Regions from separate parts of the Mus musculus genome. Here region 2 is linked to region 1. A link is a loop called in an ENCODE intact Hi-C map of the cell type or tissue named here. Cell type or tissue: left cerebral cortex. All regions are shown on one strand.

Evidence for each region. Peaks named below come from ENCODE experiments on the same cell type or tissue, not always from the same donor. Only the 100,000 strongest peaks of a DNase experiment are listed, where the experiment ranks them.
Region 2: a loop joins it to region 1, with 3 times the contacts of the local background. A loop is called at or near these places in 2 of 42 quality-filtered maps.

Annotation. Positions count from the first base shown.
Region 1 is chr2:125,667,754-125,675,753 of GRCm38, reverse strand. It overlaps Shc4 (SHC (Src homology 2 domain containing) family, member 4), which reads left to right. Exons shown (of 12, transcript NM_199022.2): 5 at 5,434-5,487. Eid1 (EP300 interacting inhibitor of differentiation 1) reads right to left here and starts at 2,654. Exons shown (of 1, transcript NM_025613.3): 1 at 111-2,654. The coding sequence starts at 2,562. The coding sequence ends at 2,083. In left cerebral cortex, a CTCF peak has its summit at 4,665; DNase peaks (open chromatin) are centred at 2,355, 2,674 and 3,027; H3K4me3 peaks cover 2,496 bases; H3K27ac peaks cover 1,626 bases.
Region 2 is chr2:125,778,092-125,786,091 of GRCm38, reverse strand. Secisbp2l (SECIS binding protein 2-like) reads left to right here and starts at 3,222. Exons shown (of 18, transcript NM_177608.3): 1 at 3,222-3,493. The coding sequence starts at 3,470. In left cerebral cortex, no CTCF peak of the experiment used is centred here; DNase peaks (open chromatin) are centred at 1,016, 2,109, 3,281 and 7,478; H3K4me3 peaks cover 2,665 bases; H3K27ac peaks cover 2,894 bases.

The DNA of each region.
Region 1 (8,000 bases):
ATAGATAGATAGATAAATGCAGAATAAAGGATACAAAGAAATACCAATGCATGGCTTCTCCTCTTAACTTCCACGATATACTTTGGTCCCCAAACACAAATACACTCAAATTTATGGATATTTGTATTATATTTCTGTGGAGATGTGAACAAAAGTCTATTTACAGCAGGTAAATACCAATAACAGATCAATAAATGATTCCCTCAAGTCCAACTAGTGAGGCAATTTATTGGGTGAGTAAAAAAGAGGGCTGAGGGGTTACCCATGGAAGTGTTTGTAGCGGCTCTATCTAAATGTCCTACCCTAACATGGGTGACAGCTTCCCAAACACGAGTCCCCACCTAACATCAGCCAACCTCCCACCTTTTGTGTTTTAGCACCTTCTGAAACCACATGTAACCGGGGCAAAATTATGTACAGGTGCTTTGGAGGTACAGGAGCAACTAAAATCCCAGGTGAGGGTCTAAAATTACTAACAGGCCTGCCCAATCTTGGGGGAGGTCTCTCTCCCTCCCTCCACCACATGGACCCCAGAGATCAAACTCAGGCCATCAGGCTTGGCTATATGGCAGAAGGTACCTTTACCCACTGAACCACCTCGGCAGCCTCTCAAACAAGATGACTGTAAAACCAACCAACCAACCCCACAGAAACCCAGGAGTTATCCTACTGTCTCAGCTCTGTTCTGTATTGGTTGCCATGGTGGCATCAGCAGGGACATCGTGCTAATACATCATTTTCTTCTCAAGGAACTTCAGCATCAATTAAGCCATAGCATCACATTCACAGAGCGGGTCTTCCAGAAAACTCTGAAATTTGCTTTAACATCCCAGAACCCATTTTTTGGATATTTGATACTGGTTTACATTGTAAGCATTGGATGTTTAAATATCAAGATGGAGGCGTGGCACACACAGCAAGAGAATCCTGTATAAAGCATGTATGCAAAGCTATTAGACAAAGCAAAATACACAGAACAAGAAAATTTATTATCGCCAATGCTGGTGCATAAAGATTAACAAGCATAATTAGAAGAAGGGAGGGGGAGGGGAAGAAAGAGGCAGAGAGGGAGAGAGAGAATATGAATATCAGACACCCAGGTGGACTTCTGGGTAGGTTTAAAACCTTCAAAGTTTGACAACATAATAGCTCATACATCTTTTTATAGATACAGGCAGGATTTCTTTTTACTTGACAATTTTAGCAAACAGTTCTTACAATATGAACTTCAGTTATAGTCTTACCATCTGTCAAGGTACAAAACAGCAAGTGAAATTTCCCTAGTATAAAAGGGTATTAGAAAGTTTGTCTTTGGGCTTTCCCATACATTTTATTTAATGCATGAACTTAAAACCTTAAAAAGACATCCTGTTTCTTTCTTTACTTTGAAAATCATTACAATGGGTTTTTCCAAATTAGAGGTCACAGTAGCTTTATAAATCATGAAGATACATGTGCAGTCAAAATTCCAGAAGCGTTTGTAACACATTTTAAGATGACAGCACACATGATAACACGTCTACATTTATACCCACATTTACTTGGACTACTCTGTGGGGTAGATGAATACTCAATCTTAAACCTCAAGTTTAGCTTTTGATAACTGATGTGTATAAATCACCAAAAAGAATTTGGAAAGTTTTTTTTTTTTTCAATAGCCTTTCAGTTCGAATTAAAGACATCTTGGAATGTATTTCCCCCCATTCTTTAATTAGATTCTTGTATTGGTAGTCACAATTTACTCTTCCAAACCATCTTTAAAAGCTTAACAGAGAAAGCTCTTCTCCAATGTAAGGAAAATCATCTCGATCAACAGTCTGAACCAGAGGTTTTTGCTGAGCCCCTGTGAGACCAAAGAGGAACGATTTGGTCTTTTTCTCCTCGCGATTCTCAGGTTTAACACTCCTCCTTCCTCGATTCTCCTTTTCCACAATGCATGGTCATTCACTGTCCCGTCTTCTATTCCGAGAAACAAAAACCAACTGTTTTTATTTTTTGCACAGAACTATTTGGAATGAACCCCAAAATAGCAGAATGTTGAATCTCTCCCTCTCAGGTAGTTTCCTCCTCTCTCGTCAGCATTTACTCTCGATCAATGATCTCATCACAACCGAGCTCTTCGGTCAGTCGATTGACAACCATCAGCGAAAACAGCTCTTCGATAAAAGCTAGCTGGTCGAAAGGGCTCTTCTCACACCGCGCCTGAAAGCCGCCATCCAGGGCATCTCCGGCTCGCGCGGTTCGCAGGAACACCTTGTTGGCTTCCTCCAGGGCGGCGGACACCCTGTGCATCGCGCCGCTCCAGCGCTCCTCTTCAGGGAACTCGTAGTCGTCCTCCCAGTCATCAAACTCGTCGCCTTCCAGGTCCGCGCCAGCCTCGGGGAACAGACCGCGCTGGGCGCGGGCGGCGGCCGGCCCGGCCTCCTCCTCCATGGGGCCCTCCTCCGGGGCCGGCCCGCGGGCCCCGCGGCCTACCTCCATATAGCCCTCGCCGGGCAGCACGTCCATCTGCAACTCGTTGCTTTCTTCGTACAGCTCGCAAAGCTCTGCCATCTCCGCCATGGTGGAAGCGACTCGACCAAGGTGGAAAAAAAAAAGGAACCTTTTGCAGAGACGGGCGCGCGAACGGGCGTGGTGCGCGTGCGCAGGCAAGAGGGCGTGCGTGGAGCGCGAGCTGGGGGGGGGGGGCGCGTGCGCAGGCGAGTGGGCATGCGTGATGCGCGTGCGGAGCACGTTTCACGTGCGCAAACGGGTAGGCGGGCGTGGTGCGCGTGCCAGCATGGCGTGCGTGTGCTGGCGAGTAGGCCGCTTGGTCCACGGGGGGGGGGGGGGGCGTGGTGCGCGGGCGCGGGCGCGGGCGCGAGCTCTTCCCTTCCCACCCCTCACCCCCTATGTTTCCCGGACTCCCACCTCACCCTCACACCCACTCAGGACCCGCGATGCTTCCGCTGGTGACCCACCTGGAGACCAGCTCTAAGTTCCTTGCCAAGTGCTTGCTTTGCCTAGATGGAAAGCCCTGGCCTTCTGTCACAGATGCCATCTCTCCTCCACCTCCCTGCCTCCCCAGCGTTCCTGTGATCAGCATGTCCATTACCTCTCACCATTTCAAATCCCACTAGTCCCGTCCTGCGCACTGAGAAAATTTAACTTTTCGGTTTTTTTCTTCTGAATTTATTGAAGTTGACCTAACCAAAGATAAATTGTGTGTATGTCCACACGTATATACCATGGGGAAACTAAACCACATACATGTGTGAGTACTAGGATAAAGAAAGGTGGAAAATAGGCTATACATATTTTAAATATATACAGATAATCACGCGCCACGGTTGCTCTACAAACTTAAACTGTAGCCAATAGTGTTTGAGAATATCCACACCCTTACCACGTATTGTTTTATGGAATTAATATAAGTAAACTTAAGTTTTATCAATTTGATCTCTCTTTCGTGTGTATGCGTTTGTTTGCCTGTCTGTAATGTTTGTGTGCCACGTGTGTGCATTGTGCCTACAGAGGCCAAAAGAGGGCGTTGGAACTCCTAGAAACGAAGTCAGTTGTACACTGCCCTGTGATTACTGGGAGTCGAACCCTGGTCCTTAGTGTGAGCAGCCGATGCTGTTTACTGCTGAGCCATTTCTCCAGCCTTGATTGTATCTTTATAATCTTTCCATAGCTTTAGTTTATTATTCGTGGATGCAATGGCCCTGTCATGTCCAAGAGACAATGCTCCATAGCATTCCTCTTTATCTTATATAATTTTTGCCAATGGTCATTTTTTATATTCTTCAGCGAACTTTTCTCCAAAGTGTTACATGATCCTTACTAGTTTTACATACTTGAACATATTTGTATGAAATCTTCCTCTTTATCCATTAAATGAAGTTTCTCATGAGCTGTTATTGGAATATAATCTTTGCATGTTGATTTTTGTTCTTATTGAAATGTTAATAGAGAAAAGTGCACAGGTAATGTGTGTGGCTTAATTATCACAAGCTACATATATTTGTTTACTTACTACCCAGAAGAAAAGGCATCATTCGTGGATCCCAGAAAACCACTCTTCTCTCTTTTTGTGCCTCGTGAATAACCACAATTCAGACTTTATGCAAATAGTTCAATAAAAAGTTTGCCAGTTTTGATAAATGAAACGATGTATTGATATATTCTTTGTTTTGACTTCTTTTTTAACCCAACAAATATGTTGTCATATTTTAAGCAGTCTACTATTTGAATATCACAATAGTCACCTTCAGGATTGCTTCTAATTCAGGGCTATTATAAATAGCCTAGTTATTTCATTTCCTAAGGAAACATCTTGTTGCACAACTTTATTCAATTATTGTTGAGTATGCTTCTAGGAGCAGTTTTGCTTGGCTGTCTTGTATGTACAGCCTTCGTAGGTTCTGCCTCACAGTTCTGCAATCAGGATTCATTGGTAGTTGCATAGCTGGCATTTTAATTAACCTTTAAAACCTATACAAGTCAGTTATTGCACTGTGATTTCCAAACACAAGCAAACAAATTAGAATCTCCAATAAAACAATCATTTTGGGTTAAATTAGTGCAGTTATTTGGCTAGTGATATCAGAAGTCTTTATGTTTTTCAATCGTTTTTAGGTTTATGTGTGGGTGTTTTGCCTACTTGTGTGTACTATGTACATGTTCTGTGCCCCTAGAGGCCAGAAAAGGGCTTTGCATCTTCTGGAACCAGAGTCACAGGTTGTTTGAGACAACATGTTGGTACTGGGACTGGAACCAGGGTCCTTAACCTCTGAGCAACCTCTCTATCCCCCATGTTAGAAATCTTAATATTAGTGTGTTTGGATACATAGTAGTGAATAACTAAACAAAAGTAAATACACTAAGTCTATAAACAGAAAAAATAAATAAGAGTATGAAGGGAAGGGGGGAAATGTTCTGGTTAAATTGATGACACATGTTTCCAAGTCTGCTTTTTTAACTCTCAGCTCTCAATTTTTCTGGAAAGAAATTTTTATATTCCAGAAGGCTTCACTCACATGACAGCAAAAGATGGCCCCATTGGGCAAGTGTGGGTGTTCCTTAGTGGCAGAGAGAGATATTTTTCCTTCTACTACTGATTCCAGCTTCTCCCACAAAACACTGATTGGCTGTATCTAGAGAGCGGTGTTGAGTAGATTGCTGATTGGATAGTTAGACCTAGAACGTATGTCTACCTAGGTGAATAGGGCAGAGAGAAAGGCACCATGGGTCAGATGAGAGTAGAGAACGTAACTTAATGGTAGAGTAAATCCTTAGGATACACAATACTTCAGTTTCAATCCCAATAGCAAAACAACAACAAGAGTTTATTTTAGAATGCAGACAGTATAGTTTCTAAAGGGATGCTAAGTAAGTAGAAACAAATCAAACACATTATAGTGTTAAAATGTTTAATTTGCTTTTGTTTTCCAGATTATTGCAAATCACCAAATGCAATCGATTTCATTTGCCTCTGGAGGGGACCCTGTAAGTTTAGATTTGTACAAGTTCTTTTTGTGAGTCCTAAGAATTTTCATATGCAGAATATTAACTACTTCATGTCTTTTTCAATATTGCAATTTGTTGAATGCTTCATGTATCAGGTAGAAAACAAAACAAAACAAAACAAAACACCCACAGTGGTTTGGGCAAATGTTTCCTCTGTCAGGATTTTAAAAGGTCAGGCTTACTAGAAGGACTGCTAGCCCTCTGTGGTGTTAGTAGCCACTGAGTTATCATCTGGTAAGTTTTCAGTTAACATAAAAATCGTGAGATCTGTGTGTCCTGTGTGCACTGCCGTTTCTCTTGCAGAATGTTCCCCACAAGCAGACTAAGCAGATTATCAGTCAGATTTAATCCAAGATGGGAATCCCATTCACCATCAGAGTTGTCAGCCAAGGCTAACAAGGCCAGTCTATAATGACCATCCAGATTTGTGTAAACCTTGAAGACACTGCTCAGTCACGGGGGGGTGGGGGGGGGCTCTCTGTCAAGAGCCTGTAGTGCTCACCAGTCACAGATTGTACAGGGGTTCTCTCCGAGAATACTTTCCAGAGTGTCATTCCTTGATTCCTCACTGTGTTGCCGGATATTTTATCACACTGTGAACACCGAGATTGCTGTTTACTGAAAAAAGCTGAATCTAGTTGTGGTGTGGCTCAGCCTTAGCACACCGGTTCATCCCTTTAGCTGGAATTCAGACAAAACCGTTAGTACACATCTTTAATCCTGATGAAGGTAAAGTTAGTTTGTAGAAGGGAGCACCCGTGTTTGAAAGTGATTTCTAATTGAGTGGCAGAAATAGTGACAAATCAGAAAAAGATTTGACAGAATAGGATATGCCCAACTCTCACAAGAAGAGAGAGGAAAAAGAGGCTACTTAAGAGAGAACTGTGCAGAAAAGAGAGGAAGAGGGAGGGAGGAAGGAAGTGGCAGTTTTACTAATTAAAAAAAAAAATCTAGGCACACGTGAAGACAGAATAAGCCAGAGAATGTGTGCAGGAGGCAAAAGACCAGAACAGATTGCTTGAATTAATTTGAGGCCAAGCAGAGCAATTCATTGAGGAGCTGAGAGAAGCCAGACTGAATCAGTCATCTTGGGGAGGGGTTTGAGCCAGAATAGCTGAGTTAAATCAGCCAGCCAGAGTTCAGAAAGAACAAGAAAAGTGAATTTATTTGGCAGTAAATCTCAGAGGCTGAAAACATTCTAGGCCTAGGTTAGATTGTACAGAGGCTAGAAACTTCCAGGACTAGACCTAGGTTAGCAGATAGAGGCAGTAAGACTCAGAGGTGACAATTACATCAGGTGACTAAAAGATACTTTTACATCACTGCTTCATTTTGGGACCAGGGTCCTTAGAGAGGTCCTGCATACATGGATAGTAAATTGTTGATCCATTAGCAAACAGGGCATGTAGGATGGCTTGTGTTGTGCAGTATGAGCCCGGAGGTGAGGGGGTGGGGAGAGAGAATATATATGTATATATAGATATGTGTATATATATCACTCTAATCTATCCAACTCTGTAATCTGACCTCAACTATGAAACCAAAAGTTGGATATCAGAGAGAGAGAGAGAGAGAGAGAGAGAGAGAGAGAGAGAGAGAGCACAATGAATCTAGATAGAAGAGTGCTGGTTTCTCTTCTCCTCCTAGCCCATTAGATTTATTATGAAGGGACTCAGGCACACGTAAAAAAAAACTTATTAGTGTATGATGTCTACTTAAAAAATGATTGGTGTTTGCCCTGAAATTATCCTGTTTAAGTTCCCGGGGCTGTTGTCCTGTTAGGAGTGGTGCACAGGCCTTCATCTACTGTACATCCAACAGGGTTTGTTTTTGTTCTTCAGAACTGTAAGGTTTTCCATCCCATCTTAAAATGGCTTCAAAGCTTTAAATTAACCGAAGCACTGTCCTTGAGTCAAGCCGTCTGCAACCATTGTGGGAAAACGTTTACATCAGTACAATCAGTGGAAACCCTGGGCTCTGCAGTTGAAAAATCCACTGGCTTGGAGTTTACATGATGATCTGGCTTGGTATTAGCCCCTCTCCCCCCACCAGTGGAGTTTTACCCTCCTGTCAGGAAGACACTGAAGGCTAGTGTTGAACGTTAGAGTCAAGAGCTTGATGTACTGACTTGTCTAAGATTTTGGGTCTTTCTTTGCAAGATAGGGATAACTCCTGTCGCCTGTGAGTTGCCAGAATTGAGTGAGATAATGCACACTAGAGCTGGACATACTAGAGCTGGACACACTAGAGCTGGACACACTAGAGCTGTACACAGTGAATCTATCTCTGTAGTTGCTTTAGGATGCCCGCTGAGCTGCTTCAGTTGCATAGCTAGCTGGGCTAGTCACAGGGTAAGTGAAGCTGAGTTAGAAGTCCCATGTGACTCAGCATCGTCGTTCAAAAACACGGACCATGTCTGCTCTCCTTCACTTTTAATTCTCTCTCAGAAAGTTTTTGTTTTCTTAGTAACTGTGGAACATCTATTGCAAATG
Region 2 (8,000 bases), 110 kb before region 1:
GCCATTTGCTTTGATATAGATAAAAAATAAGATGGTTTAATGGATAGACAGAGGAGAAGCTAGATGGGCAGCCATTGGATAAGAGAGTAAAAATAATGTCCTAGAGTTTGATGAGAGGGATTCTTAAAAGATTGCCTGCCTGAGTCTCCAGGGCATCAAATTGGGAGTGGCAGTCCCCCAGAAGCATATGATTTTTGACTTCCTAATTACTTACTTGTAATATGCTGGGTGTTGGTATGGACTGGGAAGACACTTCAGCATATGAGGGAAATACTTGGTAGAAAAAGAAGTTTCAGTAATCATTGGAGACAATGATATTATTTTATACCTTCATAAAGACCAGGTTACAAGGCTGTATACAGGGTAGAACTAGATTTGACTACAACTTCATTTCTTTTGTTGTAAAATTTACATCTGATGGCATGAACACAACTTTTAAAAATATATTAATTTAAAAATTTTTTTCATACAATGCATTTTGATCATGTTTTACTCTCCCCCAATTCCTCCCAGGTTCTTCCCAATTCCCTACCCATTCAGCTTCATGTTCTCTCTCTTTCAAAAAAAAAAAAGAGAGAGATAAAGCAAACACACACACACACACACACACACACACACACACACACACAAGAATAAAAACTTTGGTTTATTTATTTATTTTTTTGAGACAAGGTTTCTCTTCGTATCTCTGGCTATCCTGGAACTCCCTCTGTAGACCAGATTGGGCTCGAACTCAGAGATCTGCCTGTGCCTACCCTTGCTTCCCTAGTGCTGGAATTAAAGGCATGTGCCGCCACTGCTAGGCTTGTTTTCTTAGTTTTAAAGAATAGATAGATGATCATGTAACTCTCCCTGCCATCCCCCTCACTCTCACCTTCACCCTTAATGGGTAACCTGGCATCTTATTTCAAGGAGAAAACAAAAGCTATTCAACCGCTTCAGCACTGGAGCCTAAACTTAGAGTATACATGACTCTAGCCATATTGCATCTTTCCTTCTGTCATGTGGGCTGTCTCTAGGAAGCCAGTTTCTTCCAGTGACTTTTTATCTTGCACTTCCAAATTCTTCAGAGAGCTTGTTCCTATGTATGTGTGTGACTCTGTCTGTCTGTCTGTCTGTGTCTCTCTGTATGTATGTGTATGGTGTTTTGGTGCCTGCTAAGGGTTGAACCTAGATTCTTATGCATGCTAGGTGTGCAGTCTACTCCTGAGCTCTCTCCCTAGCAACCTGTCCCCCTTTTATTCTTGTTTTGGAACTAAGAGGTAAATCTCAGGCTAGCCTTTGCCTCTAGCCCAGGCAGCTCTTGTCTTCTTCCTCCCACTGACCTCGTCTCCGTTACTTGATCTCCATTACAGATCGTTCCTTGCTTGATCTGTTTGGAACTTGTTCTCTCACGTCTACCTTCTCCAGCTTCAATCCCCATTCCTACTGAACCTACATTACATCTCCTTTGGAATTACTTGCTGTGTGTGTCTTGCCCACAGGACAGATGTGGCCTTTGCCCTTACTATGTCTCATTAACTGCTGAACTTCCTTCCAGTGATTAGCCTTGTACTTAGCACTGTGAATATATTAACATGTGTTGCTAAATGAAAGAAGTCATTTGTATCACATGTAAAATAGTTCTTTAAATTTCTTTGTTTTATCCATAGATTTATTATTCTCTTCTTTTTTTTATTATTTTCTTCTAATAGCCAACAGCATTCTCCCTTTTAGGATTACATTACATTAATATGGCACTGTGACACTTCTTGTTTCTACAGTTCTTACACTTTACCTAAATATTGGACTTAGAATATTCTCATCAAGAACAATTTCAGTCGCAAAAAATCATACAATATGGAACGATATTTAGAGACTCTGTATTTACATTTCCTCTTACAGATCCTTCAAAGAAGGGGAAAACCTCAAATACCGTACTGCATTAATGACTTTTTAACTCAGGCTGGGTGTCTTGCAGCTAAAGACCACCGGTAGGGGCACAGCTCATCTCATCTTGCTGTCAGAAAGGAGGGTGAGCCGCTGTGGCTTATGTAACTGCCCTGTATAAATAGCTTTGCTTTGTGGATCAGCCTTAAATTTCTTCTGCAGCCATTGAATCCTGAGCAAGGGTTTGTAATAGACTCTAAGGAATCTGACATTACACAGCTCACACATTTTCAACACAAATGCATGTGCAACTGAAATAAAAGTGTGCATACAGTGGAAAAACAAAACCAAATGCACGAAACTCTCATGTACAGGCATAAGTGTTTCTCCATCATGTGGTTTGCAGACCAGCCTTCATATGTCCTGTAGACAAAATGCATTCATTTAAGCTGGCAGAAATACAGCTTCCACACTAACATAGCCAGGATCTTTACAGACCACTCTCTCCTTACAGACTTGGATTAACTGAAAAGGCTTTATGAACATCTCCCAAAGCGTGATGACGAAGCAGATTTCTTAGATATCCTTTTCCCTTTTCCAGACATAGATCCCCTGGCCAGTGACCCTAACAGCAGCCAACTCTACTCTCTTTCTTCACTGAAGTATATATAATTCAGCTGACCGACGTTATCAAGCCAGAACTCTTGTGGAGAGCTTGTGTGTGTTGGAGGCTGTCTAACTCCCCAGAGGGAATCTACCAGTAGGGTTTAGTTTCAAGGCAAACTCTAGTCTTTAAGGAGCTGATGACCTGGAGATTAAAAGGAACAATTCTTAACCATATGGGGAAAGCAGAGGAGAAGATAATCTCTTCTTGGGTAGTTATGCAGGTTTTGGGTAAAAATAGGGTTCGAAATGGGCAAAATCAGCCTGGAGTTGAGGCTAGATGTGAGTCTGGAACCGGGACAATAACATTAATTAATCATTATTTGTGGAGATTTTTTAACAGGGCTTCTTACCTATGGCTGCTACTCTGTGTATGCAATTTATTTGTGCAATTTTCAAAGGGCAAGATTGTTCGTTCTTTTCATTCTTTTAGAGTACTGACAGGATCACAGGACTAGTGAGCAGCTACAAGCTCTTCCAATATCCTGAGTAGGTTTTGCCTTCTGAGCAGTCTCTGAGGTCCCGGCAAAGTGAACACATGCGTCCTGAGTTCCAGGCAGCCCAACCTGCCTAGGTGGGAGTGGGAGGAGTAACCCAACCAGGCAGTGCCCCTGGCCTTGGCTGCCCGCTAGCCACCCCCCTCCCCCCGCCCCCGTCGCTCCTCGGCCATCCCCGCCCCTGCGTATCTCCATTTCCTACTGCGCCTCCGCCCTTTCGGTCCCGCTCGGCTTCCGTCCCAGATGATCCCTCCCCGGGGCGGCCGCCGCCTCCCCCGCCTTGAGCTGGAGCCGCCTCCCCAGCCAGTGGCGTAGCCGAGTCGGCGTCCGGCCGGCTGTGCGGAGTGGACCGAGCCCGGCGGGACCGAGCGGGGGGCCATGGAGAAAGCGGCCCGCGGCGCTGCGCACACCGACTAGAGCCGGCGCCTGTCGCCGGCGCCATGGACCGAGCGCCGGCCGAGCAGGTACGCAAGCGCCCGGGCTGCTCTCGGGCCTCCGGGCCGGCAGGCCGCCGAAGCTGAAAGGCCGGGGGAGGTGGACCGGCGGAGCTCAGCGGCGACAGCGTTGCCCTTGCAGCAGTCTGGAGTGTATTTCTTTTATGAAGAGACTACCGTGGTTTACCCTTGTTTTCCTGTCTAGTTACTTTGCAAATAATTATTCTTTTAAAATGGAGCAAGAGTTCAAGTTGAGTCCATATTCGTATTCGCACAGTAGTTCCATTAGTGGTCTGTTAGTGTTTTGATTGCATCGAATTCTTTCTGGAAGAGTTGGGAGGAAGGGCTAATGGCAGGGTGAAAAATAACTTAGAAGAATAGTGTCATGCTTCCTCCTCCTCCCCAGTATTTTACAGCTTCCCTGGAAACGACTTAATTTGACTGAGTGTGATTTTTGTTCGCTGTCAATTTCCCTCTACCAGGACCTTGGTCAGTTAGTCACATAGTTGAAAGGAGAACACTGGTGACTTGCCTGTTAGTTTTGCGAATAGTTAATTAACTCGAGTAAATGAGATACCATCTCCCAAGTTTCTGTTTATACATAGTTAACGACAGTTTTGGTTTTGAATCGCACACTTTTCAAGCCAAAACACAGCTTTCTAATTTTGAACACTTCGCCGTTTCTGTTGTTGATTCTTGTCGTATTGTCCATTCTATCCTAGACCTCTTATGAAAGATTTCTCCTCTCTCAGCACTTTCCACAGGACCTTACCACACAGATTTAAAAAGGAAAGCAAATCTTCCAGAGATTAGAAGTTTATTTTTATTAAAGAACACCAATTACCAAGAGAAAATTGATGTGGGACCACTTGGAAAATACACACTTCACTGTGGCCCGGAGTATTATGTTACAGTATGTAGTGAATTTATTAAAACATTGTTTTTGAGAGTAATTCTGAAAAAGGAACCTGAGATTTCCAGCCTTGACGAAGGAAAAGGAAATTTCCTTGCGCGTGTGTCTCTAATGAAAGGGTGGGATGTTTTTGTCCGTCCTGGGCACTCTGGAAGCACTAATGCATATGTATACTCACTTATGTCTCCTTTCATCTTAGAGGAAATGTAATTACCTGGTTAGATGGTAACATTTAGCATGGCACTCCTCATGTGATTACCCTAAGAGCAAGTGTAGCAGATTATCTAGAGAGTATCCTCTTCTGTCATTCCACAAACTCCACCATGTACTTAAATTCTTGGAAATCTGAGAGCTAGGGAAAAAAAGCCATGCAGAAGGATTTGATAACGAAGGGTTTTTGTTTGTTTGTTTGTTTGTTTAAACCTCCAGTACCTCTTGCCTCAGCTTGGCCTACAGTCAGTACAAAACAGCCTTAGTTAGGTAAAGGCCCTCAAGAACTATTTGTGATATGTGCCAAATTCCCATCCCCTCCCTAGTGTTTTGGTTTTTCCTTTTAAACCATTGTTGGCTTATGTTCAGAATTTCTGAAAATGCCTACAGCATTAGCTGTTGTCGTGCTTAGCAGTTTGCATAAGTCAGTTTTTTATAATTGTACTCAACACAGACTTGTTGTGTTTCAAGTTAGCCTAAGTAATAAATCCTTGGAGGACTGCACAAGAGTAACTTTAAATGTTTGTGTCTGAAGGCCTTCGTGCCATAGGTTTTATAAACCACTCTTTACATAAGCTCTTTATAAAAAGATAAACCTTACATATGTTTATAAGGAGCAGTTCATTGGCAATAGAGTGCTAGATGGATAATCCTAACTACTAACGACTGAAACCATCTTACAGCTGGAATAGCCTCTTGAGTATTCTCTTTTACAAAGACTATTAAGTCAAAACAAGTTCTGTCAGAGTTAGCTGTTGTAAAAACAGTTATTACTTGGTATGATATTTGTGTGTGTGTGTGGTGTGTGTGGTAGGTGTGGGGAGGTTAATGTGCATGGTGTGAATATAGAGGTCAGAGGTCGAGGTTGGGCGGATCGCCTCCTCCGCTGCTCTCTGCCTTACTTTTTGAGGCACGGTGTCTCACTGAACCCAGGACTCACTGAGCAGCTAGGCTGGGTGGCCAGCAGATCTCAGAGATCTTCCCCTCGATGCCTGGAAGAGCTGGGATTCCAGGTCCTACTTGTGATCTCGCTTTTTGCCTGGGTGCTAAGGATTCAATTGCAGTCTTTATTCTCACACAACAGGTGCTCTACGAGTGCTTCTCCATGGCCTCCCTTTTCTCAGTGATGATGGTGAAGATGGTGATGATAAAGCTTGTGTAAAGGGATGTGAGGAATGAGTTATGGATTCATTTGTTTAGAGCGATTCAGGGTCTCTGTTTAGGAAATCAGGTGTGCTTTGGAATTTTTAAATAATGTGCATAGACGTGACACTGAGGGAGTTTCACAGGCTGCTGTATAGTGCTTCAGTGCTCTAACTTAACTCTAGTCTTAACTTTAGTGCATTCAGGTCAGACTTCTAGAAGGACCCACAAAATCACTGATTATTCTCTTCTTTCATTCGTAGAAAAACAAACACAGTGAATTCCTGGGGCTTTGTGCAGTTTTGTCACAAATAAGGATGTAAGATTGGCTGGTGAAATGGCTTGCTTGGTAAAAGTACCTGCTACCAAGTCTGATGACCTGGAACCCACGGAGAAAGGAAGGAACCAGTGTCTGAAAGCCACCTCACTGTAGTCCATGCATGCATCACATACACACATGAACATACAATAAAATGACAAAAATAGAAAATTGTTTGAACCCCTTGTAGCAGCACAGTCAGTTTTTCACATCTGTAGGTCCCACATCCCTGAAACACCCAGCTGGATCACAAAACAGTTGAAGAAAAAAGTTGAGTCTGTACTAAACGTGTGCAGGCTATGTTCCCCCAACAACACAGTGTAAGAGGTACTTACATAGCTCTTGAATTTGTTAGCTGTTGTAATTAGTGGAGAGTTAGGTAAACAGTACAGTGGAGAGCGTGATGGCCTCTGTGTAAATCTCACACTCACTCCAAGACCTGAGCATCTGTGGGCCATCAAGTCTGTAGTGAAGGCCCTGTTCCCATCTAGCACAGCTAGACAACTGTACTGTAAGTGTTACTATAAAACTTTTATTATCCAGTGACAATTGATGTTTTTATGGGAAGTTGACAAACATACTATGTTTTTAAAATAATGCTCTGAATCAGAGTGCATACATTTAGAGAAAAGATTTGGAAATTTAAGAAATTTTAAGCCTTTACATCTAAAACAAAATAAAAACCAATGACATTAGAAAAATATTAACTAAATATAAGAGGTCTAAGGCAAAAAATAGAATGGTAGGTTATTAGAAAAGCATAACTACACATCACATGTAACCCGTGGAGTATGACTGACATGCTCTGACCCAGATGTAGTCATGAGCACTCCTGTGTTGCTGTAACCCGTGGAGTATGACTTAGGTTGTGCTCTGACACAGATGTGTAGTTGTAAACACTCTCTGTGTTCCATAGTGTAAAAGGAAAATAAAATTACCCATCAAGGTAAGAGGTCGGGGGAGAAGCTTCATAGGAAACAAGCAAGAAAATAGGTGTAAAAGCAGAAACTAACAGGTTGGATACTATGACAATTATTATTACATGTAAAAGGGTGGTTTTATTTTTGAAAACACCATCAAGTCTTAACAGGCTTTAATAGTCCTGTGGAAAAGCCCGTGGTGGGAGGTGAGTGGTCACTCTAAGTCCCCTGCCGCTTTCCTCACTGGGCTCGGAAGCCTTGAACATGGGCAAGTGCCTTACTGAGACAGTGCATCCAGCAGGCATCTCACGCCCCATTCATCCTCCTGGAAGGCACTTATTTTATCTGTACCACAGGGTGTAAAAAGTATCCTAATGTTTGATGCATTTTTACCTTAACATAGAATATGGAGGTTTCAGGGTCTCTCCCTGTGGGTGTGTGGGACATACTCTGAGCTTCGCTGTGGGAGTCGGCCTCATCATGTTCTACTTCAGTTCTGACTTTAGGTGGGTGTCACTTTTCTGTCGCCTAATCTGGGAGATTATTTGCATCCTCCTGAGGCCTCTCTGAAGGATGCCGAGTGGGTTGTCTGCTGCGCTGTGCTTATGACAGCTCTCTGCCCGCTCGCTCACTCGCCCGCTCGCCTTGGTGCAGCCTTTCCAAGCTTGAGCCAGGGTGGTTGTCATCGTGGCTCTGTGATCCCCGTGCATGGCTAATGAACTCTGTTAAGGAGGCATTTTGTACTTTTATGTTCTGATAATATCTTTGGTTTCCTAGATTATTTATATAAATGGTATTTTTATTGACATTTGTTTTAATATGTACAAAATTAAAATTAAGTGAAATGCATGGATGTTTTCACAGACAGAATTATTCAGATGTTTCATTAATTTAGGGAGTTCTGAAATAACTTGTGAAAACTACCATTTTAACCCTGAGTGGGGCGTTTGAAGCAGACAGTAAATATCAGAGTGATTATACTGTCATTGGAGTTCCCGCTTACTTTATATTTCTTATTATATTAGTTTTTGT